Regions from separate parts of the Homo sapiens genome. Here regions 1 and 2 are each linked to region 3. A link is a loop called in an ENCODE intact Hi-C map of the cell type or tissue named here. Cell type or tissue: A673. All regions are shown on one strand. Links, peaks and the distances in the headings refer to the core of each region. The heading gives the core; the rest is flanking DNA.

Region 1 (8,178 bases), core at 1,244-6,243, 310 kb before region 3:
TTCTTAAGTATAGATTTCCAACCTTCTGAGGTACCTTTGTGCATACAGACTTATACAGACTTTCCCCAAAACATTATTTTGGGACCAAAGGACATGGAATAGCAGTAGAGATAAAAGATAAAACTTTCTTCTTCATCTCTGTGAAGTCAAGATCAGATTGTTTTAATTTAGATGATCTGTTTATTGGTTATTCAACTAAACAAGCTGGAAATTTTCACCACTACCTTCTCTGTTACAATAAACAAGCTGACAAGTAAAGTCATCAAATCATATTTTTAACTTGAATATGAAATAACTTATTTCTTATAGGTAGGTGGAATGTTTCTTAATTCTATTTCCAATGACATTTGGTTGTATTTACAGGATAGCATGGTCACATTTTGGAATGCCCCAAATATGCTATGCCCTTGTATCACACAAAAGGCAAATCAAACTCATCTCTGATGTTCATTTAGCTAAGTCCCATTCATTTTCATAGTCTCCAGTTGCAGTTAAAGTCTGATATTAGAAAGTAATCTGCCTCTCAGCTGCATTTTAAGGAAAAAAACAACTTGTTCAAAATGAGAAGGCTGATAAAATGGAAAGCACTGAGACCAAGTGGTGATTAATTAAACTTCAAAGATCTTAGTAAGGGGATATAGGCAAAGATTTACAAATAAGCCTTCTATAAAGAAGGGTTGGCATTAAAAACACGAATACATTTTACCCTAAGTCAAATAACTTATTGGGAATATTCATCTACGTTCTAGAAGAATCCCAATATTCCCTGTATCAAATGCCACAAGGAGGCTAGAAACGTAATGATTAATGATGAAATTAGTTTACTAAGCTGAAAAGCAATTCTAGGCCATTCCCATGAAATACTGGACTTATTCCTTGCCATCTTCCATGTAAACAGGTGGTTTAGTTAATAAAAAGAAAACATGGGAAATCAGTGTTCAATGTAATGCACAGAAATTGATATGATTAGACATAAAGATAAAATATCTTTGAGCAAATATATACCTGACACAGACTTGGTAGAGAATGGGTTCTCAAGTTTGGTCAATATACTGAAACGACTACATTGAACAGGACTAAATTCAACCACTTTATAAAGTAATTCAGCAATGTTACAAAATAAGGAAGTCCCATGTTTCTGGTGAGTAGTCTCTCTTTGCAAATATGACAGTAAATTCTCTTGGATTACAACGGAAGACATTTCACAAACAATTTTCCTAGTGTGTAAAACTTCCAAAAGGTTCCTTTTAATGTTTCATTTGAGTATTTCTTGATGAAATAATACTGCATATTCACTTCTTTAAAGAGATGTCAGAGGTTGAAGGTCAAAGGTCAAGTTGAGAGAAAAAAGGATTAAAATAAAAGTAAGTAATGGCATAAGATGGAGATGATGGAATGCATGTGATTTAAATGTCTACAAACTCCAAACAAAAGTTAATTTCTGAAGCAGTTCCCTTCCAGTGTCTTTTGGAGCCTGCCCACTTCAACATACCTTGTCTAATAAAAATGTTTTAACTCTGTGGAATGGAGAACTTCTAATGGTACATCCATTTGGTCTATGAATGAATGAATGAATGAATGCTAAATTAGTACACCTCAAGGCTAAGCCAATTTTGCTGTCAGAAAAGGACATACAAAGGAGGTTCCTTCCCTTTATATTTTAACTAAGTAGCAGCCAACAAGCTTCTCTGCTGCTACTTATTCCTCCGTAAGAATACAAAAAAAAATATGTCATATTGACATTATCTGGCAGAGAAAAGGTGAAGAGAAATGTCACATCTTTGATGAGGAAGTCCTTGGTACAACTGACTCATGAAAGACCACTCTATAAAAATTTGCATTTTAGGCTGACACTGAGAAACCCCTAAAAACAAAACCTGCCATCTTCACTCCTTTTCCCCATTCAGTAGCAAAGGATTTATTTGTTGCTATGGAATCATTCCACTGCATGAGACACCCTCCATAAAAAAATCAAACGGTGAAGGATGCTCAGCTACAGTCGCTGTTTTACCATCATTCAGAAGCCAACTGCAGTTTAATTCTTCCTACTTCTCCCTTTCTCCCTTGATTCAATTGGACTTGGTTCATCTTAGAATTAACCTCTTTTAATCCGTTTCCTACAAAGAAAGCAAATCCATTGTGGGTAACTAGCTCTGCTGCTCACCACCCAGGCAGTGAAACCAAAGGGGAGGACACATGTGACAGCCTCTGCCCCAACACGGGGTGGTGATAAGGAGGTGAACACAGCAGATGCAGGCTTGTACTACAATCTTGAGCTCCTCTTTTGGTTCTCTGCAGTAATGTTAATCCATATTCGTGCGCTTCTGAGTGAACTTCATGCCAACACACTGCTAGTAAACACAAGACGGTTCTGGCTACTGTCTTAAGCCATTACCATGAGGGCTTAAGGTGGCCAAAATGAAGACTTATAATGAATTGACAGTTTGTCACATTCTGATGATGGTATATTTTGTTTTTTGTCATCTAATCTGTTAATTTGCAAATATTCACTGAATGCCTACTCTGTGACACGGCAACATCCCAGAAGTTATGAAAGGGCCATGGTATTCTTTTTTGGTCCAACTGCTTATTTTAGAAACATACTGATTTTGGAATCTAACGCTTACCCTGGATAGGCGGGGATGGCTGTTGGAGGTACCGCTCGGACTGCACCATATACTGTCCGCCCTCTGCCCCTCAAATGGGCTCCTCTGAAAGCGGCTGCCGTGGTGGCTGCAGTAGGGTAAGGGAAGCCAGGAACTAAAGGGAGACCCAAAATATGACAGAAATTTCAACTTGCATTCAATAGAAGGTGCACAGTCACAACTTGCTATGAACCAATTATAGAAAAGATGGAAAGATACGAACCACACCTTTTTGGAAAAGGTGGCATGCATTCAATAAACGTTCTACCCTGGGTCTCTCAGTGGGGAAGAAATGGAAAGAGAGACCCAACATGCAAAAGCAAAAGATTCCATGCCTCATTCATCACAAATCTTGAGTGAGCTTCTCTGTTCCTTCTCAATTTCAGCTTTACAATGCAAGCTGCTGAGAAACAGGTCAAGAAGCTCTGAGAATGACTGCCATAATAAGAGACAGACTTTTAATTACTGTGGGCAGTCTAAATCAGATTGACACAAACTCTTCAACCGGTCAGTTATTAACCTTGCTTCCCAATGTTACTATGTCCACATAATAATTATTACTCAAAAGAACATTCTTTTTATATTTTTACATGGTACCAACCTCTAAGGCACATAATAGTCTTTAGACATTTCATTTCATTAGTCAATTTCATTCTTTTATTTAAAACATTTTAATCCACAAATGTAAGGTGAGGGAAACAACTCCTACCCTGTCCTTTAAAGAGGCAGACAATTTCTAGGGGCCTCATATCCTTTAAAGAGGCAGACAATTTCTAAGAGCCTATTTTAAGTGTGCTGTCCTCTGGAAAGCATGCAGAGACATTGATTCCATGTCCACTGAATCCTGTTTAATTATACCTCTTGCTGGAGTAAAATGGCTCAGGTCAAAATGACTTAGAGAGATCAAGAGAGCTGGGAATAATCAATAATACTGGAAGTACTTCTAAGTGATCCTCTGCTGGAGAACCTGTGGCTGACTCGCAGAGGAAATGTATAATATGCTCTACACATACTTGCTTCTTTTGTTTTCTTTATCGTCAAGTACAGACTAAAATATTCTTCATATGCCCTTACCCCCTCTACCTTTTCCAACTATTTCTGCTTTGTGCAATCTTAATATTTGGTCAGGAAAATTCTAGCACAGGTTAAGCAGGACAGGGCACTGGGATAGTATTTAATATCCCTCTCAAGAAATTTCCATTTCAGTTATGTACTGTACTAGGAAAAAAAAAAACAGTACATGATAGTTCACTCACAACAGTCAAAATCCATGCCAGGCCAACATAGGCTACTTACTGATTAAAGGAATGTAAGTGTTGATACCCCCTCTTCCTGATAGGGGCACTGCTGCATCATTGCCTAGGGACACATCTGCTTGAAAGCTGGATGCTGATTGGATTTTTAAAAAATTTAAAAATGCAAGAAGATTAAAAAGGAGTCACAAATTGAAAAACAGCAGATGCTATTACAATTAAATAGCACAAGTGGAAACATTTACTTAAATACTACCTGCATATAACTCCGGACCATATACAGCTCCAACTACTGGGCTTAATTTCCAACCTGAAACACACAAAATGGAAGGTAAGCATTTAAGACTGTTTGAGGAAAGGGATGATCAGTGCATGTCAAGTTGGCTTCAGCCATCTCTGGGGCTATTTTTGCCTATTATCAACTTCTCTTTGGAATTCCAGCTTGGGGTTTATATGAGAGAGTAACAGTAGTAGAACTAGGACACAGTGAAGAGATAATGAGGGGCTGGGGCTGGGGGGCTTGGCAGGTGTCATGATGTTGGGAGGAGGAAGATGGAGAGGGAATGAGAGGAGAAAAAATAAATAGAAATAAATCCTAGAGTTTGGTAAAGTGTTCTCACAGAATTACCCTGGATGACCTATCCTTCATTTAAAAAAAGAAGGCCGACTATATGTCACTCTGAACCATGCTGTGATGCATTTTCTCAACCCTGTTTATTACTCTAGTTGTTTTAATAAAGGTATCCATGGGCTGAACTCAAATTCAACCTAGATCTTTGACTCCATGTTTGGCTATACAATGCTGGTATTCCAGGTAAACTGAAATCCACTTTTACTCGGATTTACCATTGGGATTTTACTGGGGTTCACCAACTAAAAAAGGAAAGACATGAAATAGTAAAATTCAAGGTACATTCCCAACTTCAGTGCATGTTTTCTGAGGCTTTAATGTGTAATAATCACCTTTAAGTTAATCAGACTTCTTAGCTAAAGAACACCAGAATACTGTGGAACATTAGCTTAAATATTTATAAATATTAAGAGTTTCCAAATAACATTATGTTTAATGTCAACTTTATTTCTTCTTTCCCTTTTTTATATTTATAGGAATATGGCAAGTATTTTTTAAAAAGGAATAATATACGATTGCTCACTGCGAGTGAATAAAAGTAGAATTCCACATGAAAACTTTAATCAATATTAACTGAATTTTACATATAAGCAAAAATACTCTATATTATATATTTTCTGACTCATTTGTCTTTTTATATTAAGACCCTAGCATTGTGCCACACTATTCTATAAATATACGAATGAAAAGAAAAAGGCCAGAATTGGCCTCCTCTTTTTTTTTTTTTTTTTTTTTGAGACAGAGTCTTGCTCTGTCACCCAGGCTGGAGTGCAGTGGCGCAGTTTCGGCTCACCACAACCTCGGCTCCTGGGTTCAAGTGATTCTCATGCCTCAGCCTCCCAAGTAGCTGGGACTACAGGCACGTGCCACCATGCCTGGCTAGTTTTATACTTTTAGTAGAGATGGGGTTTCACCATGTTGGCCAGGCTGGTCTTGAACTCCTAACCTCAGGTGATCCACCCGCCTCAGCCTCCCAGAGTGCTGGGGATTACAGGCTTGAGCCACTGCGTCCAGCCACAATTGGCCTTTTCAAAAGAATTATTGAAATTACCAGATTTAAATGACTGTAAGCAAGACATTATTCAAGTGAAAACCTATTCACTCTGATTCAATCCAATCTCTTATTCATCATTTTATGTGCTCATAAAATGCAATGTCTCTTCAATATTCCACATAAAATTCTGGCAAAATCTAGGTTCAAATCCTACTTGAATTGTAAGAACACAAATATTCTGCAACATCAAATTACACAAATACTGTGCAACATTTCTGCACAAATTAAGAGATTCCAACCAACCTAAATGAGAATGCTGACTGAGAATTCATTAGGAGGAACCCAACAAATTCTTCTTAGGACCTTTAACACAATAGCAGAAGGTTTCTTGCCTACTAAACCTGAATATTAATTTAGAATAATATTTTAAAAAATAACCTTTTTCTTTCCTACCAATGCCACTATTGCCTGAGCATTCCCTTTAAATCCACATAATGGGCAGGCACCGTAGCTCAAGCCTGTAATCCCAGCACTTTGGGAGGCTGAGGCGGAGGGATCACCTGAGTCTAGGAGCTCGAGACCAGCCTGGCCAACATGGCAAAACCTCGTCTCTACTAAAAATACAAAAATTAGCCGGATGTGGTGGCACACACCTGTAATCCCAGCTACTCTGGAGGCTGAGGCACGAGTATCGCTTGAACCCGGGAAGTGGAGGTTGCAGTGAGCTGAGATCGCACCACTGTACTCCAGCCTAGGTGACAGAGAGACTCTGCCTCAAAACAAAAACAAAAATCAATATAATGGATGTATATTGACATGTTGTTAGTAATACTTTGAATATATTTAGTTTTAGAAAATTTACAATGTATTTTCACAGATGCCCTTTGACCTTCACAAAACCCAAAGAGGAAGGTAAAATAGATACCACATCTGCAATCTGAGGTCAATACTATACTTTTCTGGGTCTCATTTCCTAATAATAAGCTGGGAGGGTTGAGTTTCAATAATTTCTTAAAAAATCCTGGTGCCAAAAATCTGTGGTCTCAATTTATAAATATGAAAACAGAATTAGGTTAAAAAACTGGTCCACTGTCACGGAGTAAATAAAGAGTCAAACCTAGAAGGAGAACGTCTGTTTTCTGAATTCCAGTCAGAGGCTCTTTCTGTCACAATATTTCCCTTAGATGTAAAGAAAATTTGACATTCTTTGCCTCTCCTTTCTATTTTGTTTACTTTGAGTTTTTATCAAAATTGTAGAGACTTGTTTTTGTAAGAGCAGTGAAAAGAAAATAAGAGGTAAAGTGGGAGGCAGTGGTATCATACCGATAAAAGGAGTAAGGAAAAATGCAAATTATGCTGATAAATTTGTATCATCTATGTGAAAAGCTGGGCTAAATATATTTATTGAAGACTTTATGGGATATAGTCAATACGGATACATTTCTCCTTGATTTAAGACATTATTAGCACATACAGCCATACTCTAGCAGTGGGTTCAAACTTTTTAAAAAAACAGCAGAGCCAGGCATGGTGGCTCACGCCTGTAATCCCAGCACTTTGGGAGGCCACGGTGGGCGGATCACGAGGTCAGGAGGTTGAGACCATCCTGGCTAACACGGTGAAACCCCATCTCTACTAAAAATACAAAAAATTAGCCAGGTGTGGTGGCGGGCGCCTGTAGTCCCAGCTACTCGGGAGGCTGAGGGCAGGAGAATGGCGTGAACCTGGGAAGCAGAGCTTGCAGTGAGCCTTGATTGCGCCAGTGCACTCCAGCCTGGGTGACAAAGCGAGACTCCGTCTCAAAAAAAAAAAAAAAAAAACTCCAGCAGAAACTCCCCCCTTTATTCTAGATATTAGTAAAAGCTTATGCAGAACCCTAATTGCTCAGACTAAAGTACAGCTGAGACCTCAGAATTCAATCCATTTGGTTTCCTTTTTCTCTCCCAAACTGGCTCTGCAGAACAGTCTGCAAAACCACCACTGGGCTACAGATTAAATTTATATTCCATCTCATTCAGAGACCATGAGTCTAGATTAAATTTGGTAACTGATGTAACAAATTATTCATAGAAAATTTCCTTCTCAATGAGAAAAACTTATAAACCTTACTATATAATATGTAATCATGAAACAGAAAATGATACACACACAACCATACCCATGGCTGTTATCTCTAGGGCTAAGGAGAGCAACAGGTCCAGAATTATAAAAGTGATTAAAATATCCTCCTAATTTATTCCACTTATGCTCAGATGAATGAAAGTCAGAACTAAAAGTAAGAGTCAGTGGGCATCCAGGGGTATTACGGACAAGTCTAACATATTAGAAAGAGCTACAGCAGCTGAAAAAGAAGGTGCTCAGGTGGGATCCAATTTGGGTTAATAGGCAACTAGATAGCATGTTTGCACTGTGTAAAAGATGAACATTACTTAGAACATAACACCTTAATAACTAAAAACTTAGCTCAATTGTAATGACAAAGTTATTCTGTAAAAATAAAATACTCTCCCAGGTAAAGAGACTACTTCAACACAAATCAAACTGTCTTAAGACGGAAATAAAGACATTCTTAGAAGTTTATAAAAACTTCATATATTTACACAAGAATAAACACTCTTTCGAAGATTATAATTTCTTACCATTTGCATATGGTGT
Region 2 (8,178 bases), core at 1,734-6,733, 150 kb before region 3:
TTTAATTATTTCTGAAACGGTTTATTTTTAGTAAATATAATAGTCCCCCACATGGAAAGCTATAACCATGACAAAAATTTTCTAGGAGGAGATAAAACCCTATTTATAGACCTATCAGTTGCTCCTTGCTTAGGTTGTAACATAGTTTCCACTTTAAGCCTGATATGACCTCCCGGGACTTCTCTGGTCTCTAATAATGTCCCTTTCATCCTGAAGTTTCCCACATTTATCTTTATCTCCCCCAGGTACTTAAGTTAAGCTACTATGGGTTGGGGGAAGGGAGAAGGAAAGAATCTTCTTTGTAAAAGCCATCTCCTACAGAAGAGTTTTAGGTAATTTTCAGGAACTTAAAAAATGAAAGATAGTTCTTCACTTGGTGGGCTTTTTTGGGAGAGAACCTCATAAATATTCAACAATCATCAGGAATACTGCTACACAGTAATCAATGCATATGGGAAATGGAAATGGCAACAAGGCCTACTGGTGTCTTAATCGACCTCTGATTTATCTTAAAGTTTTGCATCTTTTAAAAATCCAACAAGAGTAAAGGTATTTTAATATACAGGATACCACATTCTCTAATCAGAGGAAAGCTAATCAAGGGAGCCAAAATATAAATAAATGTAAGAAATTTTTCCTAAAAATTGTGATCTCAGGGATTAAGTTGTTATTATTGGTGTTGTTTACATTAGCTGCTGGTATCGTTACACTCCTCACTTAAAATGCTAATTGGTGGAATCTCCCCTTCCCAATCTCTGCCTATGACTCCATCAACAATTTTAGAAGGTATAAGTACCTTATTCTAATCCAATGAGCCATTTTCAATTTCCTTTCACTAGCAGTGGCATGACCCATATCCCATCTCACCCCAGCCCTTCCCCACTCCATACTCTGGATAAAATTTTTAATGAACCCTGTTTTTACTGCTCCAGCAAATCCTAACCCCTTTCATCTCTAAACCTCAACAACATTTGCTGGTCTTGGTTCACTCATTTTTTTTTAATCTTAAATACATACTTCTTTTTTGTTAATTCCATGTTTGTAGGTCTTGTATCCTGAATGAGACTGCAAATTGTACTCAACGTAAAGGCCTAGTGGGCAATGACACATCTTATCTCAGCATCATCAGTTGGTCATGCCAACTGACTGGCATATAACAGGCACATAATAAACATTATGGAACTATTTGTTGAGGTGATCTGGATGGCAGAAACAGCATACTACGTATACTTCTCTTATATGAATCTCTCAGAGCACACCACTGGGAAAGCCCAACATAAAGTGTGGCAGAGCTAAATCACAAGCAACTCCTCAAGAGAGGAAGGGAGAAGAACATGAGCATTCATTAATACCAACCCATCTTTCATTAGATTCCCATCAACATTCTCAGGAGCTCAAACAGATGGTGTGAACACAGGATGTACCAAGTGATGGAGCAAGCAATAACATTTCCTCACCGCAAGAAAATTCTTCCACCTTTTCCATCTACCTATATATTACTTAACCTTTAAGGCCTACCTCTTCCTGTCCACCCAATTCACAGTGAAATCCCCTAAGCTCTCCAGTACCTGAGGATGAGTAGCTATTTAGCATTTTCACTTAAAACAAGGGATGGATCCAAACTTTAACAAAAATAATTCAAAATAAACACCAGTAAAAGTCACCTGATTGTAAAAGTTGGCAAACACCAGGAAATACTTCTTTTAATTTTTTTTCAGTTGTTAAACTTATCATATAAAATGTATTTCCCTTTTTAAAAGAAGATATATGGGTTTTCCGGGGTGATCTGAGCTGAGGCATGAGCATGAATGATCAAATAAAACTCTCAAGATCATATCCCAGAGGCAGCATGGCATTGAAGAAAGAACTGAGGTTTGAAAGTGAAACAGACCTACAATCAAATTGCCAAATCACCATTCATTAGCAGTGACCTTGAGCAAGTACTTTAACCCCTCTTAACCTGTTTTGTAATCAACAAATGCAGAATTAAGATGAAAATTAGAAATAATGTACATAAAACACCTAGGCCAGTGCCTTTCTTAATAAATTTCAATTGTTAATGGTTTTGTCTATTGTCATTTTTCTTAGCCCACAACAAATGACAGAAAATGATTTATTGGCAAATCTGACATTTTAGGGCTTCTACTGTAATTTTTTTTTAATTGGAAGTAACCAAAATATTAATAAGAACTCACCTTTAAAAAGCTATTTTCTCTGTGAATTTAAAAGTAAACCGTGGCCAGTTGCAGTGGCTGGTGCCTATAATCCCAGCACTTTGAGAGGCAGAGGAGGAAAGGAAGATTGCTTGAGCCCACGAGTTCAAGATCAGCCTGGGCAACATAGTGAGACTCTGTCTCTATTTTTAAAAAGTAAAAAAAGTAAGATCTGCAGGAAGAGAAACAGAAAGTGTTCTCTTGGGTAAGGTGTATCTATTAAATCAGATGGCTAGGATAATTTACAAGCAAAAAAATAAAGCTCTTTAAGGGAGCGCCTAACAGGATATATATATCCTGTTATTTCTATTGTGTGTGTGTGTGTGTGTGTGTGTGTGTATACATATATAATTATATCATTATAATATGTGTGTATATGTATGTGTGTGTGTGTATATATATATATAGATGGATAGAGATATACCGATATATATATGGTTTACTCCTACCTGGAATTTCTATGATATCTATAAATCTATATAGGTTTATAGATATAGATATCATAGAAATTCCAGGTGGGGATAAACCCAATATTGTAGTATCTATGTCATAGAAAGGCTATGGGTAAAGATAATTTTTTAACCTAATCAAAATTCTGCTCCTCCCTCAAACCAGGGATATTTACCTGATAATCACAAGCCAAAGGGAAAGAGAAAAGAAAATATCTGCCTGTCTAAGAAAAGGGGAATGAGGAAGGGGTGGGCAGAGCTGGCTATAAAGGACGGGAATTTCTTTATGGAGGAAGGAGAAAATTGAATGCTGTACCATCTTCTTTTGCTGCTTTCAGGTGATGGAGGAATCCCTAAGTCATTTACTTGCTCTAGTAGCGGGGCTGTGAAAGAGGAGACAGTAATGTTTGGTCCTCCTACAGGGCAGGATTAAAAGCTGTGAAGGAGTTAAAGAATATCAGAGTGAAAATGCTGGCAGGACTTCTAGGGCCTTTTTAGCCAGCCTAGTGGAATGGAAGAGTCTGGGCATTAGAGCCAGATGGGCCTTCCTTAAGTGACCTTGGGCAAGCTGGACAGCCTCTCTAGCCTACACTTTTCTCATCTGTAAAATTGGGTTAACAGCATTTGCCCTGCAGAGTCATAAGAATTTAATAAGGTAACAAATAAAAACAAACTGCTTCAGAATAGGCACTCAATACAGGTTAAATGCTTTTCCCCTAAACCTCAAGGCTAGCGATAAAACGCCACTGGAATATATAGTGATATACCATACATGCCCATTTTCTCCTTTTCCTCTCATTGTGCATAAAGAGAAGCAAGTCTAAAAAGAGAAAATAACTTTTCCAAGGTTGCAATACTAGTTACTGGCAGAATTGGGGCTAAAAGCCAGTTCCTTCAAGTTCAATGCAATGTACCTCGCCTCATTAGGAACAATCCCTTAGGGATGGGCTCTGAGAGTAGATGCCAACAAGAAAACAAGCTAACTGCAATGTCTGCCATTCCCTGTGATTCAGATACCTAAGAGTTAAACATTCAGTCTCAGCTACAGCTCCGGAGTTGGCTGACTCCTTAGGCACTGAAATCCATTCCTCTACGTGATTGGTTGGTTCCCAAAGGGGTGGGGAAGAGGAAAAGGGAGAAGAATGTCACCCGATCCCCGGGGGTAAACAACAGCAAAAGCATCTGCTCAGGTTTTCAACTAAATCTGTGAAATATTTCTGAACACTTGACCACCAAACTTGAAAAACTGTTAACTTCTGACCTTAATCAAAAAGGTTGTTCTGTAATGACCAGATCCTTAGTAATGCAATCTGGACAAACAAATGCAAAAAGACAGTTTAATATTTCTCTAGCACAAAATTAGTACCCAGTGCTCGTGTGCTCTAGGTGCTTGAAATCGACACTGCCACCAACCCTCCTCCCCCTTTGCCATTACAGAGAGAAACCAGCCTGCTTGCTTCCACCCTACCATTTTACTCGAACTCTGCCATTTCGGAAATATGACAGGACTACACAATCACATTCTCTCCTCTGAGCCACCTCCTTTAAGAGCAGCCCCATCCCCTTGTAACTTTCTGTAATTATGTTAGCACACATGTGCAGGGCAGAGAGAAGGGAGGGTTTGGGGAGAGAGAAACCCAATACCCTGCCAAATCCATTGGGAAGTCTGCCCAAGTTATTAATCCAGGACGGGGCCACTTAACTAAATTAGTTGAGGCAATGCCCTTCAATTGTAGCTAGATTCTTTCCCCAGGGGAGAATGCAGGAAGTGTCTGCCTCCTCAAAATCTTATTACCCCAAACAACTCTTTTTTTCTTCAGAAGTTTCTCTCTCCCATTTCAAAGCTATGTACAAAATACTTTTGTTTTATGCAGAGAATCAGAGAGGCAGCCGCTCTCCCTGAGTACACTACAGGGACTCCACACGACTGGTCAGTAAGGAGCTGCTGAAAAGTGCATTCCCTTTGTTCTTACAGCCACAATGAAATTTTAAAGTCCCAATTATGTAAACCAGGGTGAGGGATGAAGAGCTACAGTTAAACCAAAGAGAAAGCCTCCTGCAGAATGACTAAACCTGGAAGTCCTTTTACAGTCTCAACCAGTACATGAATCAGCTCTAGTTCACCTTAATACGGCACCAGAAACGAGGAGTAAGCCATACCCTCTCCCAGGCCCACCCTAAACAATCTGGAATTGCTGGACAGATCATCTCTCAGAAACTGTGTAGACTACAAATGACCCAAAACCACTCTACACTCACTCAAAGAGGAAAGATTCCTCAATACTGAGCACAAGCAAATCAGCTCCAGGAAGTTAAGTGGCAGAGGCTCCGTATGCCTCCTCTTTGTCTCTATTCTTTAATCCCAAAGCCAGATTTAATCTAAATCATGTTACTAATGCCCTGTGCTAACACAGATGTCTCATTTATAAATCCTAGGGAACATAAGTGACTTAGCTCTCTTTCACAGTAATGCTCAGCAAATTAACTACTCAAGGAGGTTCAGTATGGTTACTAAAAACATAGGCTTCGGTATCAAGCTAACCTAGATTTAAATGCCTGTTCTACCACTTTCCAGCTCTGTGACTTGCTCTTCTCTAAAGCCCAGTTTCTTCATTGGTAAAATATGGCTTCTACTGTCCACCTTATAGAGAGAATGGGTGTTTGCATGTTTGTTTGTTTGTTTGTGACAGGGTCTCACTCTGTTGCTCAGGCTGGAGTGTAGTGGCATGATCTTGGCTCACTACAACCTCTGCCTCCCGGATTCAAGCAATCCTCGTGCCTCAGCCTCCCAAGTAGTTGGGATTGCAGGCATGGGCCACCAAACCCGGCTAATATTTGTATTTTTAGTAGAGACAGGGTTTCGCCATGTTGTCCATGCTGGTCTTGAACGCCTAGCCTCATGTGATCTGCCTGCCTCGGCCTCCCAAAGGGCTGGGGTTACAGGCACAAGTCACCGTGCCCAGCCAGGAGAGTGGTTGTTAATAGTAATGAGGAGTGGGCCGGCCGTGGTAGCTCATGCCTGTAATCCCAACACTTTAAGAGGCTGACGCGGGCGGGTCACCTGAGATCAGAAGCTCGAGACCAGCCTGGCCATCATGATGAAACCGTCTCTACTAAAAATACAAAAATTAGCTGGGAATGGTGGCTCATGCCTGTAATCCCAGCTACTGGGGAAGCTGAGGCAGGAGGTTTTGCAGCAAGCCGAGATCACGCCACTGCACTCCAGCCTGGGAGACACAGAGAGACTCTATCTGAAAAATTTAAAAAAAAAAAAAAAGAGTAATGAAAAGTGGATGGTATGTGCATATGTGCATTAGCACAATACCTGATGCATAGCAAGCATTCAGTAAATAGTACCTGGTACTATAAATTATTATTAAGGACCATAAAACAACTTCTATAAAGGAATAACACGGCCATCTGACAACCTTATTAGCATTCCTGCATCTTACCCATCCCATCATGAATGGTAAACAGCATGAGAATGCCAAAATTTATTTAATGACTATATTGAGCAACTCCTAGGTGATGGGGGAAAAGAGTGAAGGATACAACTTCTCCCTAAAAAGGAGCTCATGTTGGTAGGGGAAGACACAACAAAAAAGAAGGGGAGGAAGAGAAAGTACTGAAAGGGGTCTCAGTATGGAACTACTACCCAGCTTAAGTGTTCCACTGTGAAGGGGCTGGGTTTAGATCTATCTCAGCCGTCAGGGTCATGTTGAATAGATCTGTTAGGGTCATGGGGCAGGAAAATGTCAGAAAGCAAGGCCCATTCTGGAATTCTATACACTAAGAATGAGGGGAGGGGACAGTGAAAATGCACAGTGAGAGAAGGATTTTTATCTTTTCTCTTCACATTATGCTAGGCAAAAATTATAGCAGGCATAGAGTTGACAACCATGATCAAACATTTTCAGGCAGGAACTACAAGATGACTGCTTGTTAGGTTAGTGTAGCAGCACATATTTATTTTTTAGCAAATAGACATGGGGCTCTCAAGGAATTATAATCACGTAGTCATGAAGATACTCACTGGACACAGTGCACTGCACGGGAGGCTGGGAGAAGGGGAGGCCAGAAGGGGCTGGGTTCTGTAAGTCAGTGGCGTGCAAACTCACAAACCAGTGCTCTTGCTCTTTCCTATAAATTTTCATCATCACAATCGCAATCTGTCAAACTCTCAAATACACCTTAAAGCCTGCACTGCTGATGGAGTACAGCAGGGCTTGGCCACTCCTTGGTCATGACAGTACATGTTCTTCAGGAAACAGCTCTGCACTGGGAAAAAAGCACTCCACTGAGAATGAAGGCTCAATATCACAGACTCAGCTTTGCCACTAGCAAGAGCTATAAGAAAATAAGACTATGGATTTGGTAAGTCATCTAACTTCTCTGGAACTCAGTTTCCCCAAATGTAAAACGGGGGTGATATGATTAAATGTAGCGCTGACATTCAATGGCTCAGGAACTGAGGGCCAAGCTGATGTCCTCTACCCAGAGTTCTTGTTTCAGTGTTAGGGCTGACATGCCAAAGGGCCAGGGTATCAAGACAAATGATTACAATTCACTCTCTAAACTAAACTGAAAGTTCTGGCAAAGTAGAAAGCCATCCACAACATTTCTGGTGTACAAATTAAAAAGACTTACATCCTGAGCCATACCACTCATTTTATGAAGGTATCTCTATTCCTTGGAGATTAAATCAAGAAAGTAATTAACAGGAATCAACAGAACAACAGTAAAGTCACCTGGCACCCAGAAGGGCACATTGTTTGCTTGCTAAAGGAGCCCTCCAAACTCTACAGCTGAGAAAGCATACAGGGGCCCTAGAGTCAGCATTCATTCCAAAAACACAGGAATGATGGTTGCTATTTCTGCTTAATAGATCAGGACCTCATAAATGGGTGTCATCTTCACTGGACGAATCATATAGTAAGAAATAATCTTACAAATGCCAGCACTCAACAAACTGGCAGCTCTTTAGAGAGGACTCTCTGGGGACCCAGAGCTGCAGTAACTGAGGGAAATGTATCCAGATTAGATCAGCAAAGGCCTCTCCAGTTCCCCATGAGGTATTGTAGGGGGCAATGGTGCTGGCCAACACACAAGATTTACACAATGAGCTCCCTGAATACTGCACGTGTTCGGGTCAAAAGAGCTGCCACTCTGCTACAAACAATTCATGAAGCAGCAGATGCCAACTGTCCTGTCACCTAGGCCTTTAGCTGCAATTCCTCAAGAAAGCCTGATAGCCTTGGTTTTCATAGTAGTCACCTATTCCTCCCATTTTAAATTAAGGAAAATAATCCTATTTATTGTCTCAGTCTCTTCACCTTTCTTTTCCCAACATAAAAACATGTTTTCCCACCATAAAAAAAAAATATTAAATAAGATGTGGTATATCCACATAATGAAGTATTATTTAGCAATTAAAAAATGAAGTACTGCTATAACATGGATTGTGCTAAGTGAAAACATTATGCTAAGTGAAAGAAGCCAGACACAAGGGACCACAT
Region 3 (8,178 bases), core at 2,001-7,000:
TGCCATGTTGCTCACCAATTATTTTTGTCTTGGAAGATTTAGCTATTTTTCGCAAAAATATTTACATGTAATGAGCTTACTATTTTATTTTATTTATTTATTTATTTTGAGATGGAGTCTTGCTCTGTTGCCCAGGCTGGAATGCAGTGTCACAATCTCTGCTCACTGCAACCTTTGCCTCCCGGGTTCAAGCAATTCTCCTGCTTCAGCCTCTCAAGTAGCTGGAACTACAGGTGCCTGCCACTATGCCTGGCTAATTTTTGTATTTTTAGTAGAGACAAAGTTTCACCCTGTTGGCCAGGCTGGTCTTGAACTCCTGACCTCAAGTGATCCGCCAGGCTTGGGCTCCCAAAGTACTGGGATTGCAGGCGTGAATCACTATGCCTGGCCTATTTTTAAATAAATAAATAAATATTTTGAAATATTCTCACTTTCAATTTCTAATCTGGTAAATGTTGATAGATATAACCTACATGAACAAAAGCTCTTTGGAGTCGTCAATAACTTTTTTCTTTTTTTTTTTTTTGAGATGGAGTTTCACTCTTATTGCCTAGGCTGGAGTGCAAATGGCATGATCTTGGTTCACTGCAACCTCCATCTCCCAGGTTCAAGTGATTCTCCTGCCTCAGCCTCCCATGTTGCTGGGATTACAGGCATGCACCACCACACCTGGCTAATTTTGCATTTTTTTAGTAGAGACAGGGTTTCACCATGTTGGTCAGGCTGGTCTCAAACTCCTGACCTCAAGTGATCCACCTGCCTCAGCCGCCCAAAGTGCTGGGATTACAGGCTTGAGCCACCGCACCTGGCTCTTCATTAACTTTTATAACTGTAAAGGGGTCCTGAGACCAAAAAGTTTGAAAACCATTGCTAAAATGAGCTACAACGAAAGAAAAGTCAGCGTCAGATTTGAACAAGAGGGGAGATTTTATACTAGAAAGATCCTTCTAAAGGCAGTGTGGAAGCAAGGCCAGAGTGGAACCAGGTTGCGCGCAGGTGCCCCAGTCAGGGAGTGAGACATAAGAATGGAAGGGGACTGGATGCAGTGGCTCATGCCTATAATCCCAACACTTCGGGAGGACAAGGAAGGAGGATTGCTTGAGCTCAGAGAAGTTCAAGAGCAGGCTGGGCATCATGGCAAAATCTCATCTCTACAAAAATTACAAAAGTTAGCCTGACATGGTGGCATACGCCTGTAGTCCAAGCTAATTGGGAGGCTGAGCTGGGAGGATCGCTTAAGCCTGGGAGGTCAAGGCTGCAGTGAGCCAAAATCACGCCACTGTACTCCAGCCTGGGTGATAGAGCAAGATCCTGTCTCCAGAAGAAAAAAAAAAAAGGCAATGGGATTGGGAATAGGAGAGGAGAGTATTTTTGCAAGGAACATTCTATAAGTAGAAATGACAGGACATGTTGGCTATCTGCCCACACTCACCCACCCATTGCTCCTCCCCATAGCAGTATCACTTTCATCTAAATTCCTTATAGTCTTGGCTGTCCTCTCTAATGGGCTTCAAGCTTAATGTGTCCCAAAATGGATTCTTGATTTCTCTCAATCTAAACTTATTCCTAGAGTCTTCCTCATCTAACAAATAAATACATATATAGCAACTCCATTCTTCCAGTTGCTTAGGCCAAAAACAATGAAGGCATTAAATCCAGCAGCAAATCCTGTTAGCCCCATCTTTTTTCTTTCTTTCTTTCTTTTTTGAGACGGAGTCTCGCTCTGTTGCTCAGGCTGGAGTGCAATGGCATGATCTCGGCTCAGTGCAACTCTCCCTCCCCGGTTCAAGCAATTCTCCTGCGTCAGCCTCCTGGGTAGCTGGGACTACAGGCATGTGCCACCACACCCGGCTAATTTTTGTGTTTTTATTAGAGATGGGGTTTTGCCGTGTTGGCCAGGCTGCTCTCGAACTTCTGAACTCAAGGGATCCACCAACCTCGGCCTTTCAAAGTGCTGGGATTAAAGGCATGAGCCACCATGCCTGGCCACCTCCATCTTTAAAATGTTCCCATAATCCAACCACTTCTCACCATCCTTGACTACCTCTCTGACCTCATCTACCACCCTCTCCCTTGCTCCCTCTCCTCCAGTCATGCTGTCCTTGATTATGCTAAGCACTCTCCTACCTCAGGGCCATTGCACTGGCTGTTCCCCCTGCCTGGATTGCTCTTCCTTCCGGATATCAACAGTGATTACTCTCCTACTTGCTTCAGATCTTTGCTCAACCGTCTCTTTATCAGAGAGGGCTTCCCTGAACCCATGTACACATTTCCTATTTGCATCTCTCTTTATCCTGCTTTACTCTTCTGGTTAGCCCTCATCACAACCTGATGTGTTACAGATTTATTTTCATTTGTTTGTATATTTTATGTTCCCCTCCAGTAGCATGTAAGCTCTATAAGAATAGAGACGCTTAGTTTGTATTCCTCAATACCTAGAATGAGCCCTAGCCCAGAGCAGATACTCAACATTTATTTTGAACCAATGGATGAATAATTTGACATTTACATACGTTTTTGTTTGAAAAAAGTTGAATACCACTAATCTTTGGACAAGACGATGGGAGCCTGACATAATCCCTGATGGCACCTGATACAATAGTTAACATGTACTGCCTTAGGTGTTTTTTAAGGTATTCTCTTATTCTTTCTCTTTCTAGCAACCTAGGACGCAGATGCCATTATCCCCATTTTACAGAAGAGGAAATTGAGGTAAAGAGAGATTACATAACTTGCCCAAGATCACACACTAGTTAGCATCAGAGCAAGAGTTTGCACCAAAGCAGCTTGGCCCTATAGTCCACATTCTCTCTCTTTTTTTTTTTTTTGGAGATGGAGTTTCGCTCTTGTCGCCCAGGCTGGAGTGCAATGGCTTGATCTTGGCTCACTACAACCTCAGTCTCCCAGGTTCAAGCGATTCTCCTGCCTCAGCCTCCCGAGTAGCTGGGATTACGGGCGTGTGCCACCACATCTGGCTGATTTTGTATTATTAGTAGAGACGGGGTTTTGCCATGTTAGCCAGGCTGGTCTCGAACTCCTCAGGTGATCCACCCACCCTGGCCTCCCAAAGTGCTGGGATTACAGGTGTGAGCCACCATACCTGGCCTAGTCCACATTCTTAAACACTCTGCCATGATACTTGGATCTGGAAGTACTCTAAACATCTAGTATAAAGGGGTTGGACCGTGATCTCTAAGATGCTTCCAGTTCTATGGGTCTGTGAGCTTGAGATTCTACTACTTAGAATATTCATTGATTATTGACTTAATTAGTTAGCTAATTCATTTCTTCAACACATATTTATTAGCTATTCACTACATGCTAGGTTCTGTGCTAGGCACTTCCCATATATTTTCTTTAATCCTGAGAAGTAGGAATTATGATGCTTATCTTACAGATGAGGAATCTGAGGCTTATAGAACTTAAGAATTTATCCAGGGTCCAGTTATTAGCAGGAACAAGATTCGAGTCCCTGTCTCAGGTCTGCTTTTTTCCAAAACTCAAGCTCCTTCCCTGACCCTCGCCTGCTTCTCTTCCAGCTTGCGGGGAGCTTTTGGGGCCCTACGTGCGTGAAGTTCCAATGAACCCACGGAGAGGCCTGTAGGGGCAGGGGACAGGGGGTGCCTCTTCACCTCTGAGGCAGGATTTCAGAGTCTGAGAGCACCAGTTTGGTCCAGAAACCCTGGCTGGGACGTTAGTAAAGGGGCAAGAATTCACAAACCCTCACGAGGTGTCACTTTTTGTCCTGATCCTCTCCTTTCCCTCCAGCCTGCTGTGGCCAGCGTCAACCACTGCGACATATAACATGCCACATCACCAGACAGGCCAGGCTGGGATCCCAGATAATTTGACAGCAGGGGATTTTCACCATCGGACTGCTTTCCAGTCAGGCAGCACTGAGGCTAATTAAAGCTCCCTCTGGGGCATCAGGGAGAAGGGAGGAGACAGGCACGACCAAATCTAAAGACATACTCGTCCGGGAATCAAGCGAGGGAGGCGGAGGTAGAAGCCTGGCTCGGAGGAGCTCACAGCGGGTCCTGCAGGCAGAACGCGGTCACGTGACTGATGTCCCTCCGGCTGGCAGCTAGCAATACCCCGGATTGCAAACTCTCGAGGTCTCCGCCCATTTCATGGCAGGAAATCAGCGTTTTCCAAGAACGCCCAGTGGCGCGGGCACGGGCCTGAGTCCCGCCGCCCACTGCTCTCGAGAGGCCGGAGCAGCAGCTCCGTGGCGCCCCCTGGAGGCCGCCCCTGCTGGCGCCGTCCCCCGGGTGTCAATAGGCCATGGCGCGCCTCCCTCTCGGTTGAGAGCTGTGGGAGCCCAGGACGTGCCTATTAAAGGTATCTTTTGAAGTGAGAGGGACAAGAAAACGCCTTCTCTTTATGTGACTCTCTGTTCCCCAGCAAAGTTGCCAGGGTCCCCAACAATCGTAGTTTCTCCTTCACGGGAGGTTCCCCTGACGTCCTCTAGAGGGCGCGCGCGCACGGCCAGGGCGATTTCGGGGTCCGCAGCCCACGTGCTGCGCGGTCTCTTCTCCAGGCCACCCCGCTTGTCTAGCTATGCGCTGGGGGCAGGGAAAGATCTCCCTGTAAGATCTCCCTTACATGTGGACATCTGAGAGCTGAGATCTCGATGACCCCGGAAGACCCTTACACCCGGAGTGGAGCGGAAGCAGGATGAGAGAATATTGACTGAGCCCTGCCAGCCACTGTTCTAAGCACTTTTTCCCTGTTCCTGCCGATTTGCTCCTCACAACAACCATAGGAAGTGGAGACTATGATTATCCCCGTTGCACAGTAAGGAAACTGAGGCAAAAGGCGGTTAGGTAACTTGGCGATGTCTCCCGGCTAGGGATAGCAGAATGGGATAGAAACGCAGGCCACGCGGTCTGGAGCGGTGGCTCACGCCTTTAATCCCAGTACTTAGGGAGGCCGAGGCGGGCGGGTTACCTGGGGTCAGGAGTTCGAGACCAGCCTGGCCAACATGGTGAAACCCTATCTCTACTAAAAATACAAAAATTAGTCGGGGTGGGCACCTGTAATCCCAGCTACTCGAGGCTGAGGCAAAAGAATCGCTTGAACCCAGGAGGCAGAGGTGGCAGTGAGCCGAGATCACCCCACTGCACTTCAGCCTGGGTGGCAGAACAAGACTCTGTCTCAAAAAAAAAAAAAAGAATAAAAAAAAGAAAGGCAGGCCACCCGGTGGTGGTCCCTGTGCTCCTCCCCACCCACCCCCGCACTGTGCTGGGCGGTGAGGAGGCGGCTGGCCCAGGAGGTGGGGGTGTGGAGTGGGGCACATCAGAGATTTCAAATTGACCAAGGTCTGTTTTGTGTCAGTTTGTCAGTTTTATGTGTCAGCTTGGCTAAACTATGGTCTCCTGTTATTTGATCAAACACTAATCTATTTTTTCTTTTAGTTTAAAAAATAATAATTAAATGAAAAAATCCTGGCTAATGTTTTTTTTTTTGTAGAGACAGGGTTTTGCCTTGTTGCCCAGGCTGGCCTCTGACCCTTGGGCTCAAGTGATCTGCCACCATGCCTAGCCTCAAACACTAATCTAGATGTTGCTTGAAGGCATTTTGTAGATGTGATTTGTCTATAATTAGTTTACTTCAAGTAAGGGAGATTATCCCAGATAATCTGGGTGAGTCTGAAAGACTTTATGGGTAGAACTGAGGTGCCCTTGAAGAGGAAGAAATTCTGCCAGCCAATAGCAATTTCAGCTTGTGCTGAAGAGTTCCAGCCTTCCTAACAACCAGCCCTACAAATTTCGGACTTGCCTAGCCAGCCCTGTGTGTATAAACCAATTCCTTGCAATAATCACACCTACACCCTCACCCCACCCCCCTCCCCAAATACATGTATATATGGAGAGAGAGGGAGAGAGAATATAAAATCATACATATATCATATATCTCCTATTTGTTCTGTGTCTTTAATTTCTCTAGTTGACCCCTGACTGATGCAATGACCCAAGAGCAGGCAGATGCCCGGGGGGCGTTTATGATACCTCTCCTAGGACTTGGCTCAATCTGAGTCCCTCAACGGCCATCTGCAACCCTGAGGAGGGTAGGAAAATCCCAAATTGACTGAGATTACATTTCCATCATCAACAGCAATGGAGAATCAATAAAGAAATTTAGTTCAGATATTGAAAAATGAAGAGGGCTGGGTGCAGTGGCTCACGCCTGTAATCCCAGCACTTTGGGAGGCCGAGGCGGGTGGATCACCTGAGGTCGGGAGTTCGAGACCGGCCTGGCCAACATGGTGAAAACTCATCTTTACTAAAAATACAAAAATTAGTTCTGGTGGGTGCCTGTAATCCCAGCTACTCGGGAGGCTGAGGCAGGAGAATTGTTTGAACCCATTAGGCAGAGGTGGCAGTGAGCCGAGATCACCCCATTGCACTTCAGCCTGGGTGACAGAACAAGACTCCGTCTCAAGGAAAAGAAAAAAAAAAGAAGAAAGTCACAGTTTTTGCACTATCAAGTTTATGTGCTAAGATTCATACCTCATTTTAACAGCCTACATCTACTTCTGCGTGGACCAGAAGGACAGAGCCACAATAACACTGACCAAACCATAGTAATAGCACAATCGTTGCTACAAAACATTTGCAAATAATCAGATAATATATCTGATTAGGGCCTTGTATCCAGAATATATAAAGAGCTCTTATTGCAACAACAAGTAGAAAACAGATCAATTTAAAAATGGGCAAAGGTAGGCCAGGCACAGTGGCTCACACCTATAATCCCAGCACTTAGGGAGGCCGAGGCGGGTGGATCACCTGAGGTCAGGAGTTTGAGACCAGCCTGGCCAACATGGCGAAACTCCGTCTCTACTAAAAGTACAAAATTGAGCCGGACGTGGTGGTGAGAGTCTGTAATCCCAGCTACTTGGGAGGCTGAGGCAGGAGAATCGCTTGAACCCAGGAGATGGAGGTTGCAGTGAGCTGAGATCTCGCCATTGCACTCCAGCCTGGGCGACAAGAGTGAGACTCTGTCTCAAAATAAAAAATAAAATAAAATAGGCAAAGGACTTGAATATCCAAAGAAGATAAACAAATGGCCAATAAGCAAACAATACTTTCAAGCACAAAAGATGCTCGACATAATTAGTCATCAAGGAAAAGGCAAATCAGAACCACACGGGACTCACTTCACATCCACCAGGATGACTATAGTCCTTACAGTAAGAGAATAGCAGATGGCAGGTATTGTGCTTTACTTGTATTAAGTAACTTAATCCTCACAGTAGCCTCGTGAAGGAGGGATGGCTATTAGCTCATTTACAAAAGAGGAACTGAGGCCTGGAAAGGTGAAATGATTGCCCCAGTGTTCCACGGCTGGTCAGTGGGTGTCAGAATTTAAGACCTGGGCTGTCTGCTTCCAAAGCTGTGCTATCCAGCTTTAATGACTGTGCTATACTGGTCTCTAGCAAAATTATTGAAAATTTCCCTCTCAGACCCACCATTTACCTTTATTGCTCCCAGAGACCCTCACATGTGCTCCTTAGCTACCAAAAACAGACTTCTTCTTTCTCCTGGCATTTGTCCCATGTCCTTTGGTCAGTCCAGAACTCACTAGGAGGCTCCCAGACGCTGTGTCCGTGTTTCTCCTCCAGACCGACGATGCTGCCTGTGTCACTGCCTCAGGGCCATGTCACTGCTGCTGCCCCACTGGACTCCCACGGTCCTAGCCACCAGCCACTCCCCTCCTTCTTCCTGGCTAGCAAGGTTTACTGACTACCATAGAGGCGGAAAATGCCAGATGCTCGGTTTCCCAGGTTCCCTTTACAGTTACAGGTGACCATGTGACCGTGTTCTGGTCAATGACATATAAGGAGAGTCTTCTGAGAAAGATTTTCTCTCCTGGCCAGAATAGAGAGAGAGGGTGAGGTAGATGGAAAGAGCGGGAAGCTGGGCGCAGTGGTTCACACCTGTAATCCCAACACTTTGGGAGGCCAAGGCAGGTGGATCACCTGAGGTCAGGAGTTCGAGACCAGCCTGGCCACATGATGAAACCTTGTCTCTACTAAAAATACAAAAATTAGCTGGGTGTGGTGGTGTGGGCCTGTAATCCCAGCTATTTGGGAGGCTGAGGCACGTGAATCACTTGAACCCAGGAGGCGGAGATTGCAGTGTGCTGATCATGCCACTGCACTCCAGCCTGGGC

The links. Peaks named below come from ENCODE experiments on the same cell type or tissue, not always from the same donor. Only the 100,000 strongest peaks of a DNase experiment are listed, where the experiment ranks them.
Region 1: a loop joins it to region 3, with 4 times the contacts of the local background. A loop is called at or near these places in 2 of 110 quality-filtered maps.
Region 2: a loop joins it to region 3, with 3 times the contacts of the local background. A loop is called at or near these places in 5 of 110 quality-filtered maps.

What each region holds. Positions count from the first base shown.
Region 1 is chr22:35,757,261-35,765,438 of GRCh38, forward strand. RBFOX2 (RNA binding fox-1 homolog 2) reads right to left here. Exons shown (of 14, transcript NM_001349999.2): 7 at 8,163-8,178; 8 at 4,155-4,208; 9 at 3,942-4,034; 10 at 2,628-2,760. Among named protein-coding and RNA genes, the nearest start is that of APOL5, 43 kb to the left of the region's middle. In A673, for the core only: a CTCF peak has its summit at 3,987; a DNase peak (open chromatin) is centred at 3,991.
Region 2 is chr22:35,910,955-35,919,132 of GRCh38, forward strand. The region is part of intron 2 of RBFOX2 (RNA binding fox-1 homolog 2); the gene reads right to left. Among named protein-coding and RNA genes, the nearest start is that of RBFOX2, 110 kb to the right of the region's middle. RefSeq lists an enhancer at 5,423-6,102. In A673, for the core only: no CTCF peak of the experiment used is centred there; DNase peaks (open chromatin) are centred at 3,767, 4,337 and 4,957; H3K4me3 peaks cover 2,458 bases; H3K27ac peaks cover 3,584 bases.
Region 3 is chr22:36,061,837-36,070,014 of GRCh38, forward strand. No RefSeq gene overlaps it. Among named protein-coding and RNA genes, the nearest start is that of RBFOX2, 37 kb to the left of the region's middle. In A673, for the core only: a CTCF peak has its summit at 4,328; a DNase peak (open chromatin) is centred at 4,135; H3K4me3 peaks cover 1,085 bases; H3K27ac peaks cover 1,542 bases.